Regions from separate parts of the Homo sapiens genome. Here region 1 is linked to region 2. The links are chromatin contacts, found by Hi-C or POLR2A ChIA-PET in ENCODE. All regions are on one chromosome and are shown on one strand. The core of a region is the stretch at or near the end of the contact, and the rest is flanking DNA. Distances in the headings are between cores, read along the strand shown. Region 1 has its middle 230 kb from the start of LINC01753. Region 2 has its middle 270 kb from the start of LINC01753.

Evidence for each region. Hi-C counts contacts between places; a loop is a spot of excess contacts on that map. ChIA-PET counts read pairs that join two places held with the same protein, here RNA polymerase II (POLR2A). Pooled maps may share reads with other maps.
Region 1: a map of breast epithelium shows a loop between it and region 2 (17-fold over the local background). The contact joins two enhancer-like sites. A Hi-C loop is called at or near these places in 2 of 168 maps with a recorded cell type or tissue (ascending aorta and breast epithelium) and 3 of 50 pooled maps. POLR2A ChIA-PET finds 5 or more read pairs at or near these places in 6 of 52 experiments (Caco-2, HCT116, MCF 10A and 3 more).

What each region holds. Positions count from the first base shown.
Region 1 is chr1:55,716,694-55,722,207 of GRCh38, reverse strand. No RefSeq gene overlaps it. Among named protein-coding and RNA genes, the nearest start is that of LINC01753, 230 kb to the left of the region's middle. RefSeq lists enhancers at 1,248-1,748, 1,749-2,249. Within about 2 kb of position 1,792, at least 14 of the 41 ENCODE cell types and tissues checked have a DNase peak (open chromatin) inside an H3K27ac peak, as active enhancers do.
Region 2 is chr1:55,667,595-55,672,962 of GRCh38, reverse strand. No RefSeq gene overlaps it. Among named protein-coding and RNA genes, the nearest start is that of LINC01753, 270 kb to the left of the region's middle. Within about 2 kb of position 3,427, at least 6 of the 41 ENCODE cell types and tissues checked have a DNase peak (open chromatin) inside an H3K27ac peak, as active enhancers do.

The DNA of each region.
Region 1 (5,514 bases), core at 543-3,042, 51 kb before region 2:
TCCTGTGAAAAGTCAATGTGTCATATTTATCCCTCATGTTGCTATAGCTATGGTCCTTTTCTAAGCACTTTCGCATCCATTTGCTCATTTGAACACAGCATGACCCTGTGGAGGGTCCCGGCTGAGAAGCATGAAGGGTGGGATGGGGCCCAAAGCCTGCCACCTACTTGCAGTGTGGGACTCAGAGGAGTCTGAGTTTAGCTCAGGATTCCTTTCAGGAGGACTTCCCTGATTATCTTTTCACAGGACAGCCTCTTCATTTCTGTAAGCACCAGGCAATCTATTGAGTACTTTGAGGAACTTCAAATGAGCTAATGGCCCTGTTGTGGTCAGGAGTGCTGGCCTCAGGATCCCTGGGTTCAAATTCCTAGTATCACTACATCCTGGTGCCATCTTGCAAGAAGAACCTAACTTCTCTATGTTTCAGATTTCTTGTCTTAAAGGGACAAAATTATATCTACCTTGTTGAGTTTTATTTTTTTGAGATGGAGTCTTGCTCTGTCGCCAGGCTGGAATGCAGTGGCACCATCTCGGCTCACTGCAACCTCCAACTCCCTGGTTCAAGTGATTCTCCTGCCTCAGCCTCCTGGGTAGCTGGGATTATAGGCATGTGCCACCATGCCCAGCTGATTTTTGTATTTTTAATAGAGATGGGGTTTCACCATGTTGGCCAGGATGGCCTTTATCTCCTGACCTCATGATCTGCCCACTTCAGCCTCCCCAAGTGCTGGGACTACAGGTGTGATCTACCATGCCTGGCCTTAATAAAAATGAAAAGACATAATCCATTGAAATTATTTACATTAGGGTTTCTCAACATCCACACAACTGGCATTTTGGACTAGACAATTCTTTGTTGCTGGGAACTGTCCTATGTACTGCAGGATGTTTAGCAGCATCACTGGCCTCTACCCACCAGATGCCATAGCACTCCAAAAATGTCTCAGACATTTTCAAATGTTTCAGGGGTTGGGGGGCAAAATTAATTTCCATTGAAAACCACTGCTTAGGCTGGCACAGTGTCTCACACCTGTAATCCCAGCACTTTGGGAGGGTGAGGCAGGCAGATCACTTGAGGTCAGGAGTTCAAGACCAGCCTGGCCAACATGGTGAAAGCCTATCTCTACTAAAAATACAATAAAAGAAAACCAGGCTTGGTAGTGGGCACCTGTAATCCTCCTGTAATCCTAGGTACTCGGGAGGCTGAGGTACGAGAATGCTTGAGCCTGGGAAGTGGAGGTTGCAGTGAGCCGAAATCACACCACTGTGCTCCAGTCTGGGCAATATAGTGAGACTCTGCCTCATGAAAAAAAAGCCTAATAATAGCTCAGTGAATGTTAACTATTACTGTAATTTGTATTATTGTGTTGTGATTATTAATGTCTTCTGAAGATGAAGTACAAATCTCCCCATTCTATGCTACTATAGAGAAGAAAGAATTCAGTTTTTAAAGCTGAGATAAATCAAATAATTCTAGCATCACAGATTTGCTGGTACTAGTTCCCCCGTGTATTAAATAGGCACAATGTGGCTATTTCTTAAGCTAGTTGAAGATTCAGTGAGCAAGCGCAGATCAAACAGCCTGGTGCTGAAGAGTAGATCAGTGGCTGTTACCTGAATCATACTGTTTTGTCCCTTTGAGGAGGGGTGCTCTGGAAAGAGCCCCTGCCAGCCTCAGAGGAAGGGACATTGCTGGGCAGCAGGTCACATGCAGTGCTTGTCTCAACAAAGCAAAGTAACATGTGGCAAGCACAGCTGGGGGCAGCTGTTCCCTCGTTCCCTGAGGATAAAGCCCTGCTCTGTGGATGAGCATTTTTTGGCACCAGGATAGACACAGCTAAGCCTAACTGGTTATCTGCCAGGCTTGAAGCTGGCCCAACCTTGCCCACCCATCTGCAATTCTTTCCTGATTAGGAAGAAAGTAAATTCACCTCTGAGTCCTCTGCGTGGGAACAAAGCTCTACTTTGCCTGACTTTCAAGATACACAATTAGGATTCCCCAAAGGTTATTGGTGTCAGACTGGCACACAGTAGGTGTTTAACATACTTTCTAAAACCTTTGATGATGCTAGTTTTATGTATCCTGCTTCACTTAATCCTCACACTAATCTTTTGGAGTCAATATTATTGAATTTTATAGATGAAGAAAAGGTTCAGAGGGTTAAGTGGATTTTCTAACAAAACATAACAAGCCGAGTGGTGAACCTTGCATTTGAACCCACATCTGTCTAACTCTGTGCCCTGTGATCTTTCTAATATTGCACCTGTAACGTACAAATCTGGGAAAGAAAAGTAAATCGGGAGGCTATTTCATGATTTTTTTTTTAACTCTCAAGCAGGTGAAAAGATTGCCCACTCACACAGACCCAAGTAACAGATTAGTCTCTCCAACTTCATTAGAAACAATTTTATTTCTCTGAATATTGTGTCTCATTGATTTGCCCTTTTTCCAGGCAGGCACAGTGTTAGAGGCTGAGAATTCTGATCTGAAAAGCCCAAGTCAAAGACCTCCCTGAATTTGAAAAGCCCACAGGAGAAAAACAAGAGATAATCCTTTGACATTTCTTTGCAAGATCCCAATTGTGGCAAATTTTGTGTTCCCAAGTGCTGTGGAGGCACAAGGCAGCAATGACCAGCTCTGTCTGTGAGAGTCAGAACTTCCCAGTCAAAGAGAAATGAACTGAATCTTAAAGGGGGAGCAGGAAGATGTGCACAGTGACTTGTCCCTGAGCCTGGTCCTGGTAAAGGGAACTTAATGTTTAAAGGCATAGTGATGTATAAAGCGGGTGTTTAGGGAGCAACAAGTAAGGCTATGTGGTTGGATTTTAACATCTGCCATTAGGATGCAGACACGGCTAAACATTTGCCAGGTCTTCCATAGCCCCCTAGTATGTCAGAGCCAGACATTCACAAGGTAACTGAAACCAGAGAAGGAACCTGGCCTGTTCAGGGACACTGGAGAGCAAACCTCACTCCTGATTCCCAGAACAACACTTCACCAAACTGAGCTGCCTCTTGTGTAATCACCCTCATTCTCGTTTGGAGCCACCGCCTATGTGTCTCCTGCCTGGCCCAGATTCCTGGGGTCTCAAACCACATGAGACCTCAGAAGGGTGCATTAGTCATTTGCATTACTATCCGACCAGCATAGTTTCCTGGCCATGAAGCCTCCTGGCTTTAGAGATGCGTAACATGTGCTCATTTCCCTGCAGGGTTCAGCTTCGTTTAAGCTCAAACAAATGAGAAATGCTATGAAAAAATGTACAGTCCTTGACCTTTGAGCTCTTCCAGTTGGCTGATGGCCTTGGGTGAATTCCTCCCCCATGAATCAAAGTCAGGAGCCAAGTTGCATTATTTTAAGGACTCCAGGCTCAATGCCTTTCCCCTGTTTGCACTGCTCTCTCATTCCCTCCAAGTCCTACTGAGTCTTTGAGGCTCAGGCCAAGTGCCATCTCCTCTGGAAGCCTTCTCCCATTCCACCTCTCCACAACATCTAGTCCAAAGCTATCACTCTCTTCTCTGAACTTCTAAAATACTGTCTCTAATATCTATTCCACACCCAGCATATTTTAATTAAAATGTGAAAAAGGAAAATACAAATTTATGTCTTGTTACTTCCCCAACATTATACACTCTGAAGGCTTCCCCAGCCATATGGCACTGTCTGTCTCAGGCCAGTGGCACATTGGCTTACTTCTACCTTTGGATTGATGTCATTCCTACCTCCCAACACACTGTTCTCACTTTGTTTTCCTTCTCTCCCCCTCCATATCCACTCATCTGGCTTTCCCTACTGGGCCTTAGTAGATATTGAACATTTAACCATGGGCTACAAGTTACCATGTGACCTGAGCTTCCCAGGATGAACTGACTGTTGTCTGGCCCATCAAGCCATAAAGTTGGGTGTGTTCATCAGCACTCTACCATCAAATGGAAGTGACGTATAGGAGATGGGGTTCAAACAAGCCCTGGAAGCATGAGTAAGTTATGTGAAGAAGTGACCCAAATGCCCATGGTCCTCACTCCTATGTTACCTTATATCTCCCAGCCTGCACCCTATATCCTCATGAAAAGTTTTCTGTGATGAGTTGACACCTTTACCTACTTCCTGAATGACTACAGAAGCCTCTGAACTGGTCCCCTTGACTCTAATCCCTTTTATTTCCTTTTCTCCACTATAACTTGCCAACATGATCTTCAAAAAATGCTGCCCTGAGCACATTGTTCTCAGAAAGCTATGGCCCATTCCCACCCCTGTTGCTTGCAGAATTCCTGCTTACTATTCAAGGCCATGCTCATACTCTGCCTTCTGTTATCACTCCCCAGAGGGTACAGCTGGTTGGTGCTTCTCAAACATTATTCCCAAAGGACCCTTAAGGGCACAGAAAAGTGATCAAGTGTTCCTGAAGGTCCTAAAGGTAAAGCCTGAAACAGATCTCTATAAGAGTCCTTCCAAGACCAATGGATTATCTAAGAATTATGTCAACTTTACCTTTATTCTATGATATTTCTGGATGATTCAATATTACCTAATGTTATGTTACTTACATTTTCCTAGTAAATGTGATATTCTGTAAAAACATGCTGTCTTTATTCTCTAACTCTGTATATAGCACTGACAAGCCACCATTCCTCCCCCACATAAGTCTTTCCAAGTTTGAGAAACATGAGCCCTTGAGTACTTTTTTATTCTTCTATTTCTCTCGGGCATGGTTCTTTGCCTGAAAAGTTCAGGAAATTTCACACTATGCTACGGCAATATGCACAGGACAGTCCTAGGCATTTGGAGTGTTCATAGATTCTCCGTATCAATTAAAGATTGCTTAAAATTGAAGATAAGTCATGACTATACACAGTGATAATACTACTAAACATCATGCCAGGAATGACAACTTATATAGTGCTGACTAACCAAATACTTTCCTAAGCTCTTCATGTATATAAACACACTGAGTTCTGAGAACCATACCATGAAATAAATACTGCTAATATCCTCATTCCAAATACATGATAAGAAAACTGAGCTTGGCTTTGAAATAGGCATTCCAGCTCCAAAGACCATCACCTTAACCACTACATTAATACTTCTCAATTGTCATTAATATTAACATTATCAATAAGAGTAATAACAGTAATAGCAGTAATAGTAGTAGCTGCAGTAGCAGCTACAATCACAGTAACTGCCCACACACAAGCACACCCCTTAGAATTTAAATAAATCATATAAAATCTTCTTGAAATCCTGATAGTACAGATTTGTTTGCCATAAGACCTTCATAAACAACTGCTCTCTGAGCTCTATCTTCCTTTTCTACCCACAGAAGTTCAGGCAGAGGTCTCCCAAGATCCCTGTGGTTAGAAGTTTCAGTGACAGCATGCTGAAACTAGATTGCTATGCACACAAATTGAGGCGGCTCTGTGACTATAAGTATCATGGGCAATAAGAAGGTGAAAATTCAAAGATCTCAATGCTTCTGATTGACATTCAAGAATCCACTTTGGTCTGGCTCCTAC
Region 2 (5,368 bases), core at 2,178-4,677:
GGGTAATCACATAGTAGGGGTACTCAGTACGTGAGCACCCAGCAGATGTCAGACACTGGGCTGAGCACTGGATAGAGAACAGCAAATGGAGCTCCTCTTTCCTCAAGGTACTTACAGACATAGAGCGGAGGATTCAAAAGAAAGAGAACAAATCAACTAAAATTGTAACAAGGCAAGATAGCAGTTTATTGGGAATAAATGAAGAAAACCATGAAATACTTTCTTAATGAAAAATGGAAGGCCTGGCACAGTGACTCCTGCCTATAATCCGAGCATCTTGGGAAGCCAAGACAGGAGGATTGCTTGAGCCCAGGAGTTCAAGACCAGTTTGGGCAACATAGTGAGACCCTGTCTCTACAAATAATAATTTTTAAAAATTATATGAGTGTGGTAGCACATACTTGTGGTCCTAGCTGCTCAGGAGCCTGAGGCAGGAGGATCACCTGAGCCCAGGAGGTTGAGGCTGCAGTGAGCTGTAAACACACCACCGCACTATAGCCTGAGTGATGAAGTAAGACCCTGTCTCAAACAAAAACAAATTAAAATTTTTACAAATTTTATAAAAGGAAAAATAGAAACTTACATTATTGCATTCATTTCTACAAAGTTTTATCTTCTTTAAGCTTTTGTATTTTACAAGAAAAAAAAGACATTGGTGTTGATTTGAGGTAGCCAAAACAATAGTGAGTAGAAATAATTTCTGGGCACAAGAGTAGAAAGAGAAGCTTTGGAATCAAAGAACGGGAATCAAATCTTTGTTTCTACCACTTTGAAGTCCAAAAGTACTGCAATTTCATCTCTACATGGTGATAGTGATACCTATGCTACAGGGTGGCTGAGAAAATAAAATTATTTGACTTTTTGTACACAAAAGCATTTCTGGGCACTGTGCTAAGAATTCACGGTGTTATTTCTTTTTCTTTTTGCGGTGTTATTTCTAGTTAAAATATTCAACCAATATATAATGAGTAGGGTAGAAAATAGACCTGATATAGGTGAAATCTCTATATGTCCCTGTAATTGTAATTAAGGCCATCTTGGGAATAAAATGTTATAACACTGTCCATATGATTTCAAATTGTGCTCTCAATTTTCTACCCCAGGAAAAAAGCACATGATTGCACATCAAAAAACTTCTGCTCAGTGGCTAAGTTTCAGATTAGAGTTAATTTCAAGGTTGATTGGAATGTCAGAGTTAATGATTTTGTCCCCAAAAACTTGGAATTTGTAATTATCCTAAAGACTGTAAACAGCGTTGGAAAGAGCTATTTGTCTTCAGCTTGTTTTTTCCCAGAATTTCCCAGAACTGCTCCCTACCATAATCTCTTTCTGCAATAACCTCAACTGTATGCAATAGTATAATAGTTAAAACTGTGGCGCCTGGCACTCTTCTGAATTTACAAACCAGTCAGTCTATTATCAGTGTTGTTATTAGGTCACCAAGATTGTTTAACCAAAAAGTGACACAATTCTTTACCCCAACCCCCATCCATTGTTTGGCTAAGGCTAAATAAAATATGAGAAAAATATAATAAACTAAATAAGTTGGTTTGAATCCCAGATAATAAAGCACATGTGTCAAAAAGAAGTGAAAGAAGTAAAGTTATTTAAATATGGGAAATTTGTTAGTTTTCGGTAGCAAATCAGGACTGAGAAAATAGAACGGAGTAGAAAAGAGGGAAGAAGAAAGGGAAGGATGAGAGGGGAAAAGAGGGGAGCCAGGAGAGACAGAGTGAGAAGAAAGAAGAAGTAGAAGGAGGAGGAAGAAGAAAAGACAAAAAAGGAAAAGAAAGCAAGTGTGAATCCAATCCTGCAAAAGTTCACAATAACATTAGTTTCTAAGAAGAATGGGCTTGGTCCCCTATTGTGGCATCCAATGTCACTGGTATTTAAATGATTCCACCATCCAGAGATTATTTATGAACTTCAAGACCATAAATCTGTTCTGGATGACCGTGGAGCATGGCTTATGTCCTTTGGGACATGCTATGTGATACAGCTAAGCCTCTATTCCAACCCATTCCCTATCCTTGATGCGTTTCTCTCCACAGTCGTTCAGTCTTCTCATATTAAGTTGGAATTCCACACTGGCAGAGCTAGAGGGCTCTTGGAGTTCATTTAGTCCAGCCCTGCTATTCTAAAGAGAAACTAAAGCCCAGAGAAGAACAGCAGCTATTTGTCCAAAAAGCCAAGGCTAGAAAAACAATACTTGCTCCAGTCTGAGGTACCTCACAAAAAACAAAAATGAGATTTTATACAGGGCTGCAGTTGGGATAAGAGGATCAGGAATTGTTTACCTCACCCCTGAACTACCACTCCCTGTGCTCAGTGATTCTTTTGACAGGAAGCAAACAAAGTCTTCTGCTCTTCGGGGAGAATGAAGAATGTTGGGACTGACATTTATTGAGCGCTTTGTATGTGCCAGCCACTGTGCTCCTTGCTTCATATTCATGATCTCATTTAATCTTCACCACAACCTAATAACCTGGCTTCTCTGAGCACCAGTTTCCTCATCTGTAAGATGACCTTCCTAAGGTCACATAGAGTAAGTTTGTTTGCCTTTTAAACAGCAATGGTGCTGGGGAGTGGGGTGGATTTTGGAACCACTTGGATAAAGACACACAAAAATTAAAATTATCTGTAAGTTCTGAGTATTCTTTTCAGAATCACTCCTAACAGCAGAGGGATAGAGATAGAAAGCTATGGGAAGATGAGAGAAGTCTTCATTCATGTGCTTTTTTCACAGTCGGCTAAGTTGTATTAACAATTTTGTTAGTCAAGGGAGGCTATCATCTATATAACAAGCACAGCTTTGTTGTTAAGCCATTGAGATTTGAGAGTTCTTGCCCACTCCACGGTGCAAGCAAGTGTTCATCCAGCAGACTTCTTCACGGTGATTCAGAGCTCAGATTCCTCCCATCTTGTGGCACTGCCATCTTCACCATGTGACCTCCAAGGCAGCCACAGAAAAAAAGAGGATCGAGTACTGTGCAGAAGAGAATACATCACTACTACCCACCTGCCACTGGCTCTACCATGAGTGCAAAGGGCTGGGATGAGGCTTAGCTGTGTGCCTGAGAAAAGAGGAAACCAGGCCTGTGGTAAGCACTAGTGTTCTCTGCCACAATATACGGCCTTAAACAGGCAAAGAATTCTCCCATTATGTCAGAGAGTACCCCCAATAACCATGTGAGTTCAGTACCCTCAGAGTGAAGCTCTGAGGGGAGAATTAGATTCTATCAATGTTACACAGACTTAGGCTGTAGACACAGAAAAGCTCAGGTCATATTTCAGATATAAATGCAAAGTTCTTTCCTCCAAGGTCCCAGGCAATCCTGTGCTGACCAAGGGAGCTAGAAAACATTTGGCTCCTCCTTACCTAGCACAGCATCTGTAAGGCATTTCTCAACACTGAGTGAACGTCATGATAGCAACACACAGGCTGAGACACTCAGCCACTCCTTCATTAATGCAGCCAAGGAAGGAAGAGCCTGGGCTTTTCTGTCTAAATTCTTAGAATCATTGAGTCAAGCTGGCCTGGGAAATCTCAAGATATCACGTTGGCACAGTCTAGGTAGAGGAAATCAGGCATCCTGACTTCTCACTCAGAACTTTTCAAGCTTCCAAGAGTACTGCGGCCCTCTGGTTTCTGCCCAAGAGATAACTGGAAAACTTTTTCCAGTGTCTCTCCATACAAGATAATGGTTTACAGATTGGAAAGTTAAAGCATAATCTTCAAACACAAAAGGTGGGTTTGCTTCAGTATGTGGCTGATAAAGTAAAATCAACTGTCTATTAAAAACAAAATAAACACTGAGAAATGGAACATTAATAGAAACCAAACTAGAGGCAAGAAACCTGAATTTTGGATCTGGCTGTGACATTTACGATTTGTGTGATCCTGAACAGTTAGCTACAATACTCTCTGAATCTTGACATTCTCTTTTGTTGAAACCAAATGGGTTAGGTTCAGTGGTTCTCAACTAGGGGCCACACTGTCCCCTAAGGGGCATTTGTCAAAGCATGAGGGCATTTTTTGATTGTCCAGTTGTGCCTGGAGGATACAACTAGCACTTAGCAAGTAGAGAGGCCAGGGAAGCTCCATGTCCTGCAGTATGTGAAATAGTCTCACCCAATAAAGAATTATCCCTCCCATAATGCCAGTGTCATCACTGTAAGAAGAAAAATCACCCAGGATAATATATCACTACTAGGATCAAAGATTTTTTAACATAAAATTAGCCTAACTTTCTGCTTTCCTGGCTAGGAAACTCACAGCAAATTGGAGAATTCTCATTCACAGCTCCTTGTAACCTAAGTGCTTGGTATTATACTTTCTATCCCTTCTTTTCCTCATTCTCACTATATACTATCCCTCTCTCTCCTTCTCTCCAACACACAGACACACACACACACACAGACACACACACACACACACACACACACCAATTTCAAGCTTCTTAACTTTTCAATCTTACCTTAATGGTCCAATTTTAAATAAATCTTTTTTTCTATTGTTAATATACTTTTAAAAATAATTATTTTTTATTTTTATTTCAACACTTTTTGGGGTACAGGTGGTTTTGCTTACATGAATAATTTCTTGTCTTTTTCTTTTTTTTTTTTGAGATGGAGTTGCTTTCTTGCCATTGACGCTGGAGTGCAGTGGCGCGATCTTGGCTCACTGCAACCTCTGCCTCCCAGGTTCCAGCAATTCTCCTGCCTCAGCCTCCCAAGAAGCTGGGATTATAGGCACACACCACCACAACTGGCTACTTTATGTATTTTTAGTAGAGACAAGGTTTCACCATGTTGACAAGGCTGGTCTCGAACTCCTGACCTCAGGTGATCCACCCATCTCAGCTTCCCAAAGTGTTGAGATTACAGGCATGAGCCACCACATCAGTCCTCGATAATTTCTTTAGTTGTGATTTCTGAGATTTTGGTGCACATGTCACCTGAGCAGTGTACATTGTACCCAACATGTAATCTTTTATCACTCACCCCTCTCTCAACCTTCCCCTGTGAGTGCCAAAGGTCCATTATATTATTCTTATGCCTTTGCATCCTCATAGCTTAGCTCCCACTTATAAGTGAGAACATACAATATTTGGTTTTCCATTTCTGAGTTAACTTCACTTAGAATAATGGCCCCCAGCTCCATCCAAGTCGTTGCAAAGAGATTACTTCATTTTTCTTTATGAATGAGTAGTATTCCATTTTACATATATATACAGTATATACTATATAATATATACATAATATGTAGTATGTACTATGTATTATATACATTATATATAGCATATACTATATATTATATACATTATATAGTATATACTATATATTATATACATTATATAGTATATAA